Linked DNA regions of Mus musculus: region 2 is linked to region 1. The links are chromatin loops, found by intact Hi-C in ENCODE. Cell type or tissue: heart. All regions are shown on one strand.

The links. A loop is a pair of places that touch in the nucleus more often than their neighbours do. Peaks named below come from ENCODE experiments on the same cell type or tissue, not always from the same donor. Only the 100,000 strongest peaks of a DNase experiment are listed, where the experiment ranks them.
Region 2: a loop joins it to region 1, with 4 times the contacts of the local background. A loop is called at or near these places in 3 of 42 quality-filtered maps.

What each region holds. Positions count from the first base shown.
Region 1 is chr9:68,018,587-68,026,586 of GRCm38, reverse strand. Gm20745 (predicted gene, 20745) reads left to right here and starts at 873. Exons shown (of 3, transcript NR_045745.1): 1 at 873-1,256; 2 at 1,633-1,953; 3 at 5,533-8,000. In heart, no CTCF peak of the experiment used is centred here; DNase peaks (open chromatin) are centred at 3,806, 4,066 and 5,446; H3K27me3 peaks cover 486 bases.
Region 2 is chr9:68,129,325-68,137,324 of GRCm38, reverse strand. No RefSeq gene overlaps it. Among named protein-coding and RNA genes, the nearest start is that of Gm20745, 110 kb to the right of the region's middle. In heart, a CTCF peak has its summit at 4,807; a DNase peak (open chromatin) is centred at 5,874.

The sequences.
Region 1 (8,000 bases):
TGACGACTCCCCTGCTATCTATATCAAGGTAGCATTGCCTGATCTTGAGCTAACACCATTAGGACCAAAGAGTAGGTCTCTGGTGTCTTTTGCACTATGTCATCTTTCAATATGCCACAGGATGTATCCACAGTTCACTGATACTCTAGCCCAAATGTCTGTGTTCCTCCCCCCATCTCTAGAATCCCTGGCTAAAATCTGATCCCCAATAAAAAGATATTTGTGCATGGGCCTCTAAGGTAATTAGGTCATGGTGGCAGCTATACCATGAATGGGATTAGTAATACCTTTAACATTCACATACATGCACATACATGCATATACACACGTAAACATACATACATATGCATAAACACAAACACACACACAAATATATACACATATACATGTACCCACACAAAAACACATATGCACACAAACACACATGAAAACAAGCACACACATAAACACACTGGCACATCCATACGAGCACACACACATGCACATTACATGCACACACACACACATATCATTCACCCATTCTACATGAGGACCCAGCAAGAGAAAGTGGCAAGAAGCAAGCTGTCATTAGACACCAAATGATTTCTACCTACAGGCCTCCTAGCCTACAGAATATAACGGTCTCACCCTGCATCGGTCAAATGAAAGACCCTCCACTCAGTAATCCCACTACTCACAGAAGCATCCACCTACCCGTCCTTGAATAAGCAAAGCCTTTGGCTTCCCATGAACCAATCTCATCATGTGCGTTTTGGGCTTTACAGGGATCTGACCTGAAGGATCCTAATCTCCAGGAAGCACTTGGGTTAACCCTTGAGTTAACTTCCTGTCCCTCTTGTCATCTTTCCTCCCAGAAGTCCCTTCCAGGCTCCACACTGTGCATGGTTTGGATCAGTTAGATCCAAGCAAGATGGGAAGAGCTCCAGGCTCCACCATGAGCAGTCCCATCAGCTCTAGTGTGAAGGAGGTAGTGGCCCAAGGTTTCTCAAGGCCTCAGAGTCTCTGCTAAATTATTCTTCTTCTCAAATTGCCTCCACACTTCAGGAGCAAGCACAATCATAGTTCATTGGTGGAATACACACTTCCGAAGCAATTTTAAAATAATCGCACTGTATGCTAAACCTTGGGAAGGAGACAAAAAGAAAAAGCCCGCAGCCAAGTCATTCTAGCCTGAGCAGCGACGACAGGATTTCATAATTAGGAAACGCGGTGTCATTTCTGAACGCTAAGGCACCTTTGAAACACCTTACCGAACGGTAGGCTGAATATCTGATACCGGATTGATTTCAGATTTCAAGTCAACTGCAGCAAAATAATGAGCTGCCTCCATCCTGAGCTGCCAAGCTCCAGTATGGGGGTAGGAGGATGGTGCTGCAGTGGGAGGGAGGAGGAGGGAGGAGGAGGATGGTGCTGCAGCGGGAGGGAGGAGGAGGAAGGCATGGGAGGGACTAGCACAGAGGCCTCTGCATAGCTGAGGGGCTGCAGGCTACAGGACCCTACCATACCCTGCACAAAGTCATTTGCCCCAAGGGTCTATTCTGGACCTCAGCCATTATTTGAAGTGCTCTGAGGCTCAGAGTGAAGGGGATGACAGACTGGACCCAGAGTAACTGCAGGTGTTTCTTGGCACAGGTAGAAGAACAAGACACATAGTGTGACTTCACGTTCTGAAAAGTGATGGTGGTAGTCTCCACCGCCAGCCCTTCGACAGCATCACCAAGCAGCAGCTAGCATGCACTAATCCCTGAGCTCCCATATAGAAAATGGAACTCCTTAGACCTGGAAAAGGGCAACGAGCCATTCTTTTCAACAGCTCCTGCCAAGCCAGCATCCCACCACAGCATCCTCAAGATCTGGCCCTCTAGCCTCTGTGGCTGGAGAGGATGTTGCTTTGCAAAGCCTCCCAAACATGAGGGCTGGAATTTGGATCTTCAGAACCCATGTGAATGCCAGGTAGGTATGGTGGCCCACCTGCAATTTTGGCCTCAGCAGGCAGAGACAGGGGATCCAGACCAAGCTGACGAGCAAGATAAGCCATTTCAGGGAGCTCTGAGTTTGACTGAAGGACCCTGCCTCCTCAGTGAATAAGGGGAAGAGTGTTGAGATAGCTCATAATACAAACCCTGACCTCCTCATGCAGGCACACACATGTGTCCACACACCTGCAAACATGCACAACATACACACGCACGTTTGAAAATGAAAAAAAAAGAAAACACTCTTTCCCATCATCCCAAGTTTCCTTAATGTCACTGTCAAATTCCTAAGGACAGTAGCCTGTGACACATGTGTGGGGAGCCTGCTCACCAAGCCCCCCATTACCAGGCACCTCACTCTTTGAGTCCTTGGGAAGACCTCTGGGCACAGCTACAAAGACAGATGGGTGTTGCCATACAAGTCATGTCCCATCCCCTCTGGAAGGATGGGATAACTAAAATATATTCAGCATCCCACTCCCTACAGCTCCCCCAGTGTCAAATCTCCAATTACTCAAGGTAGCCACCTTCCCCATTTTATTCCCCTCATCAGGACCCCTTCCACTGTTGTATGGAATTTCCTATCAAAATACACGTACCCAACCCCTGGATCAGAGTGCGTGCCTCAAGAACCTACTAAGGGATGCTCCACGTATGCCCTCTACCCCAGGCCAAGTAGTCCTCATGCCTTCTCTCATTCCTAATGTGATGGTCCCAGGCCTGTGATTACCCTAGCAAGGCCAGTGCAGGGTCAGCCTTGCAAAGGGTTCTCCTAATACAAAAGCCTGAGTCAGGATCCAATGCTGTCTGCTCCTCTGTCCAAGATATTTCAATGCCATCATTGCTCTGGATCAGAGCACAAGGCTCACTTCTTAGTGCAGGCACATTTGCTTCTCCATCAGATCACGCCTCAGTCCAGAATCCCCTTCTTAATATGAAGTGTCCGTGCCTTTTGATTTCATCTGGGAATGCTCATCATTTCTGAGTCTTCTATAGACTAAATATTTATACTCTCCATGTCTTCACACAAATGGTCAATGTGAGCGTTAAGCAGGATGGGTTCCAAGTCCCATTGTAGCCTTAGACACCTCAACTCTGCCGTGACTCCCTAAACATACCCAGTGGCTACAGGTTCATGATCCACCACAGGCATGCTAGCAAGTCCATCATTTCTCTATTAGACCTTCAAGGATATCAGATGAGGTTCCATAGACGCCCCCAAGGAAAGCCAGACTAGCCATCTAAAAGGCTAAATGGAATTCAGTTAAATGCCAGGGTCTTTCATCTTCCTGCCTTTACCAGTCTCCTCTTCCACAAAGGTCCCATCAAGAGGAAAATGTTTCTCATACACTTTGGTTACCAAATTCTAATATATGTATGTGTGTTGGGGGCAGGGGGTCAAAGCCAGGGCCTTGGGCAAGCCCCTCTACCACTAAGCCACGCCCCAGCCTCAAACTTGCAAAACTTTAAACATCAGGATGCCTTTGATGTAACTGCTGTCTGGTTTGAGCCTAAGAGCTACAGTCAAAGTAGCTGTAAACAGATCAACACAGCTGCACACCCATAAAAATGTAATGGGCACTGAAGTTTGAATTTTGACATACCACCAAGTATAGTTTCTTTTTACGTGATGCCAGCCCCCCTCCACGCTCGACTCTCACTCCCGAGGTTTCTCCCAAGCACTAAGGGCCAGCTGCCCAAGATTTTCCCCATGTTAGGAACAAAAGTTCCCTATCTTGGGAATTCTCTTGGCTTTATGCAAACCATGACAGTCATTTGGAAGCTCTCTCTGGACAGCTGGTTGGTGTCTGGTTTTTGCTAAGCATGGTGGGGGCTGGAGGAAGGACAGAAGAACACAATGCATACTTGACGCACCAGATCCCCTTACCTTGAATATAAGGACAGGTGGCTGCAAATAGCCCACCATGCAAGATGTATTCACAGGGCAATGCTGCAAGCCCCACGTTCAGGAAGAAACTGCAGAGGTTGCCCATACTCTGGGAGGCTCTCCAGCTGCAACCTCAAGTCCCAACCATTCCTCCCCTCTCTTCCCCATTCAGCATGACCATCAGGGTCTGGCTCACATATCTCTGGCACCCGGAAGCTCTTTGAGGGCTGAGGCAGCCCCCAGATGACTTGAAAAAGGACAAAGTTCAGAAAGCTAAAACTGTCAGGGCAGTGACTGAACTGCTCTCTGCCAGCAACAGAACGTCTTAAAGGACACTGCCGTGGCTAATTGGGTCCTAGGGTTCTAGAAAGTCAACTGGCCTGACCAGGCCCTACCTTCCCTTTGGAAGCACAGTTTACTTCTTCTACCACTTCCTGAGATCGAAATCAGCTATTTTTTGGTAGAGAGAGGTCAAGGTATCATATAGCCCAGGCAAGCTTTGAACTCTAACAAAGATAAGCTTAGAATCCTAACCTTTCTCTTTCCAAACACTGGGATTCCCGGTGTGCACCACCTAGTCCAGTTTATGTGGTGCTAGACTAGCTCAAACTCAGAACTTCCTGCATGATACACCAGCACCCTACCAAGTCACACGCCCCCTCCCCCCAGGAGTCTCAGCTCTGCAGACATACTCCTCACCTCCTTTCCTGTATGTTCATGCTGTGCCTCTTACTTGGGACTGAGACTCTATCTACCCTATTGTCACTCTGGTTACCCATGGCAACCTTCACCCTCTGCCATATAGGCTTCCTCTCCCACAAGTCAATCAAGACTAAATCTCATGAGAAGGTGAGTGTTGCATCATGGTTATTTTTTTAAAGTCTCACACGTGATACCCACGTTCATCCCAGAACAAGCCCATTGTCTGAGGTAGTCTCCACCCTGCCATGGAAGGATAGTACTAACAGGGAATGACCCCGCCCCTTTGTTCCTCTGTCACCTGGACAAAGTGAGCACCTTGCACACTATGAATCCTCTCATTTATGAAATGGGGTTGATTACAGCATTTACCACATAATTGAGGAGAATTAATAGAAACAAAAATAAAATCCCCTATCACAAGACCAGCAAGCACCATGTTACCTAGTAGCCACTTACTATGTAGTATAAAACAGTGTATGATAGTTGCCCAGCAGGTGGATTTTTAACATGGAGGAAGAAGGTAAAGTCTGAGGGCTTTAGGGAGCAGTCAAGCCATGGGAAAGGAAGGAAGGACAAGGACCAGTTTTGCTGGTGTTCCAGTTCTGGCCCAGAGGATGCTGGCAATGCATTGTGTGTCACCTGTTGGATCACCTTTGGTTCTCTGGCTCCCTTGTTCTTGAAGACAATGGTGTTCCTATGCCCTCTTTAACCAGGGTTGAAGAAGGCCTTTCCTAAGAAGCAATATCAGCTATTCTCCGCGGGTGGGGGCTCCTCATTCTTGGTTCGTGAGGTCACTGGCATGGACAAACAGAGGAAACCAGAACTTGGCCTGGAGGGACTTGGAGGCACCAGGCCAGTTCTGAGCTCAGTTTAATTCTACCAGCCACAAATCTTTCTCAATGTCATCCAACGTGCTATGAGCATTGACAAATATTAAACAATAGTGAAACAAATCATGTTCTTCAGCCTTCAGGGCCTCCTCTGAGTACCAGCCAGAGCCGCCGAGATGACTTGGGAAGAAAACCTTGTCCTTGGCCTCCTGCAACCCCACCTAGGAGAGGAGAGGCCATGGGTGGCAATGAATATGAACTCACACTCTCTCAGCTCCATGGGCCTGCGGAAGCAGAACTCAGGAAGGAAGCAGCAGATGTGGAAGTATCCCTGAGCTTCTACTACACGTGGCTCATCCCTTTGCCCACAGACAGTCCAAGCACACCCAAGGCCAGTGACCCCTGCCTTGCCACTGTTCTGACTGGGCTTTCCCACCATTCAGGATTCATCTTGCTTGTCTATTATGATCTGTTGCTGGTGCCGACCTAAAGAAGTGCATCAAGAAAACCTGGGGGAAGGCAAAAAGATGGATCAGGTGGTTAAAGTAGTTGCCATCCAAGGGTGAGGATGGAGCTCAGATCCTCAGAGCCCATATTAATGCCAGGTGGGCATGGAAGCCTGCTTGTAATTCTAGCCTTGGTGGATGGAGACAGAGGAGCCCCACAGCATGCTGGCTAATGCGACTTGACAAATCAGTGAGCCCTGGGATTGATTGAGAGCCCTGCCTCAATGAATAAGGCAGAAGAGCTATTGAGGATGATTGCTGACATAAACTCAGGCCTCCACATGCATGTGCACATATGTGCCCACACACATGCAAACACTTAGACATCCACCCATGTACCCATATACACATATACACAATGGTGTGTGTATATGTGTGTATACATGTGTGTGTGTGTGTGTGTGTGTGTTTGTGAGAGAGAGAGAGAGAGAGAGAGAGAGAGAGAGAGAGAGAGAGAGAGAGAGCCTGAGAGATAGGCTCAATTCAGTAGCAGAGTATCTGCTTAACAGACACAGGCCCTGGGTTCTACTTTCAACACCACAACTGTGAAAAGGAAAATAGCATGTAATTCCTTGCTAGGCACACCAGCACACACTCATAATCCCAGCTACTTGGGAGGCTGAGGCAAGAGGATTATTGGAGTTCAGTAGTCCCAGGCCAGCATAGGCAACATTGTGAGACTCTAACAGAACACGACAGAAAGCAAACACTGGATAACTTCCTTGGGTAAAGGCAAGCTCTCTGGAGGCCCCTGTGGAGGTGACCTTCCTACCAGGTCGTGCTGTGCCTGGCAAGGTTCAGTGTACACAATTTTGCTACATTACTATTTTAAAAACAAACAACAAAAGCCTTTAAAAGGAAGGACAGAGAACTTTGTTCCAGTTGCACGGTGTCACTGTGGGGAAAGGATGTGACTAGCAAAGACAGGTACACATCCAAAGCCAGGCTCCCAGCATGCCCTGCACACAGAGGGGACTGTAGGCATGGAAGGATTGCCATTTCGGCACTCACTGGTGAAGGGTCACCTACCCTCTGCTTCTCCAGGAGGCACAAAGCGTCATGGGATAAATGACCTTGCTCAACTACCCTTTCTCTGTCCACTCAGCTCAGCTCCCAGAATGTAGGACGTACTCAGTAAAGCCTGGTGGATACGGACGAGGGTTGGCCGGACATTAGTGAGGATGCTGGGTGTTATGTAACTTAGAGACCCAGAAAATACTGCGCTTTAGATGCAGGGATGAAGCCTCATCTCCGGTCAGTTTCCCCCACTGGCCTGTAAGCTCCTTAAAGGTTCAGCCACACTCAGCTGCTGCTGTCTTGCCCAGATGTTTTGGGTTTGTGGAAGCAGGAGGCCTCTTGCTGACCGTGCCTGGAGAGGAGACCAAGAGGGCTGTCCCTATCAGGAGCTCCCACAGAAGACACAGAGAATGGTCCATAGACATCACAGACCCTCCCAAGAAAATGGCACAGAAGAAGACAGGGATTTCAGCCTTCCTGGCTCTGCTCCAGGACCCAGAGATTTCTTTATTCAAAACTTACAAACTCTGTAAAAAAAAAAAATTAATTCTGTGGCTTAAGATACAGGGATTTCATGCAAGGTGTATCTGCCCTGACAGCGACCTTGTCTGTTCAGCTCCACAGCCACCTCATGGAGACTGAGGAACCTGGGGGTGGGGTAAAGGGATGAGAGTCAGGGAGAGTTAGGGGTACCATGCAGAGCCTACTATGGCAGAGCCAGGGATGAACAAGGAAGATGTCTCTACAGCCTCTATATCAGCCTGACCTCATTCTATCCATGGAGAGGATAGATGTGTCTAAACAAAGCCAACTTCTCATCTGAGTCAAGGGGATTGAATGCAGGGGTCCCTGGGGACCCCTGAGCAGGCTCTGTAGAGCAGACCAGGTCCTGGGGACAACCTGTCTTCACCATGGATGTAGCTTGGACACCCCATCTGGAGCCACTGCCACTGACAGAATTCAGCCAGAGAGCCGGGCATCATTGACTTGGTACTTTGCAGATTATGAGATTGCGGAAGGCCCTGAGAAGTGGACTCACCCACTGGAGGGCCCCTGTCTCTGGGCATCAAGTCAGCCATCT
Region 2 (8,000 bases), 110 kb before region 1:
CCTGGAACACCTTGCATAGCCACACAAACACAAACACACACACACAAAGGAAGTGCTCAACATCATGTGTGTGTGTGTGTGTGTGTGTGTGTGCAAAGGACACTGTGGGTGGCAACCATGTCCAAATTAGAGACTTTTTCAGTAAATACCATATGCCATTACAGTGGCTGTGTGCCAAAGGGAAAACGGGCACAAAGGATAAAAAATGACACTGAAGTTGGTAAATGTAGGAAAGGGTTGTCTCCTCATAGCATATGTCAATTATTCCAGGGATCCACCCCATAATCAGCATCCAAACGCTGACACCATTGCATACACTAGCAATATTTTATCGAAAGGACCCAGAGGTAGCTGTCTCTTGTGAGACTATGCTGGGGCCTAGCAAACACAGAAGTGGATGCTCACAGTCAGCTAATGGATGGATCACAGGGCTCCCAATGGAGGAGCTAGAGAAAGTACCCAAGGAGCTAAAGGGATCTGCAACCCTATAGGTGGATCAACATTATGAACTAACCAGTACCCCGGAGCTCTTGACTCTAGCTGCATATGTATCAAAAGATGGCCTAATCGGCCATCACTGGAAAGAGAGGCCCATTGGACACACAAACTTTATATGCCCCAGAACAGGGGAACGACAGGGCCAAAAAGGGGGGGTGGGCGGGTAGGGGAGTGGGGGTGGGTGGGTATGGGGGACTTTTGGTATAGCATTGGAAATGTAAATGAGCTAAATACCTAATAAAAAATGGAAAGAAAAAAAATAAAGATATAATATTTTTATTCTTTGAAAAAAAAACAAATAAACATAAATGATAGAAATAGAGAACTAAACATCTGACAAATACCACACCCATAACTGTCATGGCGAATAGTCATCAGTGGATGCTAGAGATGACTCAAGAGTACTCTGATGAAAACTAGGGTGCCTGTGCATCCTAAGAGAACTCAACTGTAAAAGAGAAATAAAGGACTACTTTGCAGTGGGACAAATGTGACCTACATCACAACAACCAATTAACAGATGCTAACACCCCCAGGAATGAGACAAACCAATACTATACAGCACTAGGAACCACCCCACATCATACTTATGGGCTTTCTTTTCTTTTTTGTATGTGTGTGTGCGTGTATGTGTGTGTGCATATTAGTGCACGTGTGTAGATAGGTGCATGTGTGTGTTTCTGTCAGCCCGTGTATGTGAAGGCCAGAGGACAAACTTCGGGTGTCATTCTTTGAGTACAATTCACCTTTCTCTTTTTGAATTTTTATTGCTGCAGAGCCTTTCACTGGCCTGGAGCTCACTTAGTAGGCTGGGCTTGCTGGCCAGTGAGCCGCAGGAATCTGCCTGTCTTCATTATCTCTGCTTCATTAGCTCTGGAACAACAAGTATACATACTTAGCTTTTTATAGTTTTAGATATAGGGTTTGAGGACCAAACTCAGGTCTTACTGCTCGTGAAGCAAGCATTTTACCAACTTAGCTATCACCCAGCCCTATGGTTTTCTTGCCAAAATGCATAACTTGAATTTCATCAGGAAGGGATAGGAGACCAGCTCAAAGTGAAAATTGTTCTATGAAATTTATTGGCCAAATGCCCTTCTGAATGCCAAGGCCATGAAAGACTATTGAAGAGTGAAGAACTGCCCCAGATTAACAGGGACTGAGTAGACCTGGCAGTTTAAAGGTCAAGAATGGTGATGAACTGGGCCTTGGTCCAGGAAAGGGACATTAGGAGGATGGTTGGAAAGTGTGCACTAGGTCTGGAAATAAGCTTGCAGAACTGTAACAGTAGTAAATTCTTACTTTGGGTCATTTTACTGTGTTATGTAAGTTGTTCACATCAGGGGCTGAGGAAGAAGTGTATATTGGAATTTTTTACTAGTATTTACAACCTTTAATAAGCCTGAAATTATTACAAAATGGAAATCCAGTAATAAAAACACATTTAATTGGCATATTAAAATTTTAGGAGTACCACAAAAAAATAAATAAGAGGAAAGGAAATACAGAAAAACAAAGCAATCCATCAGAAATTAAGAGAGGAAGGAGAAAGGGAAAGAAAAAAAAGTAAGTTGTTAAAATGTAACCAAAGTGACAGAAACAAAACCAGGTAGATCAGCAATCAAAATAAATTACATTCTCTGGTCCAGAAACAAAAGTACTCATTAGAAGTTTGGAGCCAGTGGCAGCCTGTTTCAAGGAAGAGCATTTTTAAATGTCAGGTTGTACAAAGATGGGGAATGAGAGTCTGTAGGCAGAGCCTGAACCAACAAGAGGAACTAGTGACAAGATGGGGAGCCAGGATTTACAGGGGAAAGAAAAATAGCAGGAGCCAGTCAGAATGATGTCAGCAGCAGCTGTGCCTGACAGGGGCTGAGAGAATGTAAGCTTATTCCCTGATTCTGGAAGGTCTGGGTGGGGTGGCCTCCTCCACATCCCAGCTACAACATTCCATGCCTAGGCCCTGAACAATCACCATGACAGGAGGAGGGAGAGGTGAAGGGGACACCCAGGAGTGACACCAGTCACTATTGCTCAGAGGTCATTCTCTAGATCTGATTCAATGTCCCCAACCCAGCAGTAGCTGTGGAGTGTACATCCAATCTGACACAAAGAGGAAACATCATCAGGCCCAAAGCAAAAGCGCGCCAAGGAGGTTCACAGCACCTGAGTCTGTGTGTGGGATAAAGTGTCCCTATAAAATAAAAAGGTGACAGAATTGGAATAACTAGCAGATCACTGATAACTGATAAAAGGAAGTGTGTGTGTGTGTGTGTGTGTGTGTGTGTGTGTGTGTGTGTGTATGTGTTTGTGTGTGGGTGTGGGTGTGCGTATGCACACATGTGTATGTGCACAAGCCCAAAAGCACTTGCCCGTGTGTGCACATGTGAGCTATATGCACACATAGAGACTCCTGCTCTATCTATCTCATTCCCTTGACACTGAATCTCTCACTGGTAGCCAGCAAGCCCCAGATCCTTATGTCTCCACCCAGCACAGTACTTGTATGGCAGGTGCATACTTAGCTTTTTATATGGGTGCTGAGATCCAAGCTTAGGTCCTCATGCTTATACTGCAAGCATTCTTATCCACTAAGACATCTCTGCAGCACTGCTAGCAACACTTTTTTCACATGTTGGTTGGTAAATAATCAACAAAGACAAAGATTAAGGGGAAAAAAACAGCTCTGAAGAGCACTAACATTGACCTAGGTCTATTGATGGGGCATACAATCCAGCAAGCAGAGAAAATACAGTCTGTTTACACACCGTGAGAAGTTGACTCCAAAATCATTACAGAGAAAAGGAAACTAAGCAAGATAAAAACGTGAATTTGGACAGAAAACGTCGCACTTGGGTAAACAAGGAGTTAAGGACAACCCTCAGTGGAGGGAGGACTGGAACTCTCAAAAGCAAACTGCTCTGAAAGCACTGTATATCAAATTTATGAGATCCGATGAAAGCAAGGATTAGAGGAAATTTATAGTCTTACATTCACCTATTAAATATTGAAAATAATTGAGTTAAGTATTCATTTTAAGAGCTAAGAGAAAACAGATTAAAGAACAAAGAGTGTAGAAACAAATAAATAAGATACGAATAAAAAAATAATGGGAAATATATTAAAGACTTAGAAGACTAAAAGCTGGACTTGAGACAAACTTCAAGTAAATCTGCCCAATTTTTTAAAAGGGGGTGAATTATACCTAAATAAGGAGAAATTATGGAAAATATAACTCATATAAATTCAGGATTCTAAATGACATGAACAATCATAGACAAAATAAATAGATGATAAATATATAGATAGATTATAGATAGATAGATAGATAGATAGATAGATAGATAGATAGATAGATAGATAGATAGATAGACAGACAGACAGATAGACAGATAGGCAGGTAGACAGATAGACAGGCAGACAGACAGGCAGACAGACAGGCAGACAGACAGATGATAGATGGTTGGTAGGTGGTACACAGATGTGCAAGCATGTACATGCACACACAGAGAGACAGACATACACACATGTGCACACAAGTTGATCCAGAAAAATTTTATAACATCTAAGTGAGATGAGGACCTTCAAATAAGCTAATTGCTAGTTAACAGTTAGCATAGAAAACTATATAACTGCATCCTTAGTCCATACTGAACAAAAATTGAACTGCACATAAAAAAGCCTGTGCAACAGTTTTTAGACATAGCATAATAAAACATACAAGAATTATCTTTAGAAAGATGGGGTGATATGATACCTTAAATGAGATGCCCCCAAAGCAAGTATTATAATAAAAAACAATGTGTTAAAATTAATTATATTTAAGTTAAAACTTTTGGATTACAATAGACATCACAACAAACAACTAACCAGAGAAGACACTTGGTAGTGACATGGGTTTTAATGAGGCTATCCAAAACTATATTCCTGATATCATTAATATAAAGACAAATATACCATAGGAAAAGAAACAAATTATGGGCGTAAGCAATTTATAAGAAAGGGAGAGAATGCCACCACTGTATGAGTTTAGAACAAATTTTAAACCTCAAGACATCAGATAAATTAAGTACTGCCAACTTTGGGGCAAATACAAAGTTATAACCCTCACACCATCCTGAGGGAAATACAACTGATGAAATACTTTTAGGGAAGAACTTAGCAATACATGTATCTTGTGGTTCAACAATTCTATTCTTTGCCTGCTTCTTCTGATGTCATCCAGTTGGCTTTCCCCTTTAAAAGATAACAACCACTTTGGACAGCTCCCAGCCACGGGTAACTCCAGCTACAGATGTCTAATCCCCTCTTCTGACCTCTTCAGGTACTGCCTTATATTCACATACAGAGATGTAGTAGATACACAGGCACATAAATAAAACATAAAGTAAATCTTTAGGAAAAAAAAAAAAAAAACAACCAAAATGATTTTGAACACCAGTGTCATCACATCTCATCTTCACTTTAAAAGAAAAAAAGAAGTGTTTTTTTTTTTCTGTAATCTAAAGTTTCAAGCAATTGAAAAAAAATTTAAATTATCTTACTTATTTTGTGTGGTAACTTTGTTGCCAAAGTTGGTACTACCTTTGATACCCAAACCAGAAAATTTTCACAAAGATTTTCCAGGAAAGTTGAATAAAAATCATTACTGCAGCATTACTAGAAACATTCAAGATAGAAATGTGCACAGTCAAGAAGTGACTGCCTTGTAGCATGGTAATAGGATGGGCAGAGTACAACACAGATGTCCCAGCGAGCCAGTGAGGGCTATCAGTGCCAACACAGAAGACCACAGCAAATAGAGAGCACTAAGACGGTTGTGATGTGCTCCTGCTAAATGACGATGGCTGGCTAACATGCTCTATGACTAGAGAAGCATAAAACTACGGGGATACCAAGCACACTGAAGTCATCTCACTGCAGAAGGGAAAAGGGTAATATTGGAGAGAGGTGGGGCTGAATCACTGGCTCAGTACACAGATACCTGCTGGCAACCCTGCCAACCAGCATTCTATACCTAGGACCCACATGGTAAAAGAAGAACAGACTCCTGCCAACTGCCATCTGACCTCCACACATGCACTATGTCACACATGGCCCCACACTCATACACACGCAAGCAAAATAAAATAAATTTAAATGTAATAAAAAGTTTTAAATAAAGATTTTAACTTGGCCAGAGCAAAAGTAAAAGACTGAAAGAAAGCCAAGTTCCTTCTACAGCCTTCTTCCTGGGCCAGTGCCCCCAGTCAGAGTCTCTCCAGGACACCAGGGTACAAACAATGTTTTCTTTCACCAGATTTGAACCATTTGTACACACAGCATCTTTGCTCCTTCAGTCAGCTTCCCCTGGTGCAGCCAAAATAGCTCATTCTCCCACCCTTCCCCCATTCTGAAACCAAAAGACAACAGCTGGCTTCTCCAACTTCTGGCAGTTACAAAGAGTTTTCCACCATTCCTGGAATGTGGGTAAACAAACATTTCTAGACTCCCTTTTCATTTCAGGCTCAGTTTTCATCTTCTAAGACTTGAGCCCCCAACTAAGTGGGAGGCAGAAGGGAGCCGGTAGTATTTTGCTCTGCAACCCTGGACCTGGGCTCAACACCTGGAACACTTCTAAAGACAGAAGGAAAGAATCAATGCCACTATGTTGACCTCTGACCTCCACATGTATGCCATGACATGCACACATGCAAACAAGAGTGGGAGAGTTCCTATGAGTTAATGTGCCCCACTCTGCCTCACTGGCTCTCCTTTCCTGATAGTAAAGACGCCCTGGGTATCATAGCACAGAATACATTCCCTGCAGTCCTATTCTATCTGACACTTCAGACAAGGCACCTAGGACCTCTATGCTTCCATTTCAACCTCCATAAAAGGGAAGTAAAAACAGATCTCTAAGGAAGTTACTGGGAGCTTTGGATACTGAGTTCCTTCAGTGGCATACACACTGTACATCAGTCACCATGTTAGTGCTATATCTGTCTTACTAATCCTCTACTCTGAGAGAATGGAAAAGAGAATGCCAAAAGGCACACAGCAGTTGCCATATAGCTCTCTTCCCAATTAAAACTCTTTCCTGGAGGGAGGCTTGGTAAGACTCAGGAAGTCACTGAAACTTACACGACACAGGAAGTTCCTGGAACCTTCTTGGCAAGGCTGTTCTCCAAGGTTATATAAAGTATAAGAGTTGCATAGGACAAAGACTCTCCAATCAGCAGAGCTGCCTGCAAGGCAATGTCTGCAAGTCCTGCTTTGAGGTTACAAGAGCTGCATGGAGGCTTCAAGTCCTGCATTGCTTTTATGAGTAGCCACCCATATTGGGGCAGGCTTTGGAGATGAAGTATCCCTAACCCATATTCCTGAATAGAACCTTAGTAATCTCAAGTTCCATTGAAGATAAACACAGGCCTCACTGTGGTGCTTTGAATGAGAATGTTCCCCTATAGGTTCAGATATTTGAATTCTTGGTCCTCAGTTGGTGGTGATGTTTGAAGTCTAGGAAGTGTGGTCTTGCTAGAGGGCATAGGTCACTGGGAGTGGGAGGCTTTGAGGTTTCAAAGCCTCACATCACCCCCTCTCCTTGCTTACAGTTCAATGAGTGAGCACTCGGCTTCATGCTCCAGTGCCCTGCTTGCTGCCTGCTGCCATGCCTCCCTGCCATGACAGACTCTGATTCCTTTGTAATTGTAAACCAAATAAACCCTTCCTTCTATATGTTGCCTTGGTCTTGGTGTTTTATGGCCACAATGGCACGCTAGCATGTGTAAGGTGGGTCTGAAATACCTGCTTCCATCTTTGAGGTTCTGTATCTGTAGACCCATTCACCATTCTCCACCTTGCCATCAGTGAATACCCCAGCACAGCAGTGAGTAAGTACCTCAGCCCAGCAGTAAGTACCCTGGCCCAGCAATGAGTACCTTGGTCCAGAAGTGAGCACTTCAGCCAAGCGCTGAGTATTGTCTTATACAGCCTGTCCCATGCTCGTCTTCCAAGCCTGATACTAATCCAAGCTCCACAAAGACAGTTATTCTTAGCATGTAAGAGTATATATATATATATTTGTCCTATGCAACTCTTATACTTTATATAACCTTGGAGAACAGCCTTGCCAAGCAGTTTCCAGGAACTTCCTGTGTCGTGTAAGTTTCAGTGACTTCCTGAGTCTTACCAAGCCTCCCTCCAGGAAAGTGTATATATATCAGAGATAGTGAATTCTTCCATATAACCTCACCCCTCTCAGACTCTGGAGACTCTAGATTAATTTTCACTGAATTAATCTACAGAATGAGTCAAACTTCTGAAAAGGAGTTTGCACTATTTCCTAGTCAGAGTTTCTATTCCTGCAAACATCATGACCAAGAAGCAAGTTGGGGAGGAAAGGGTTTATTCAGCTTACAATCCACATTGCTGTTCATCACCAAAGGAAGTCAGGACTGGAACTCAAGCAGATCAGGAAGCAGGAGCTGATGCAGAGGCTATGGAGGGTGTTACTTACTGGC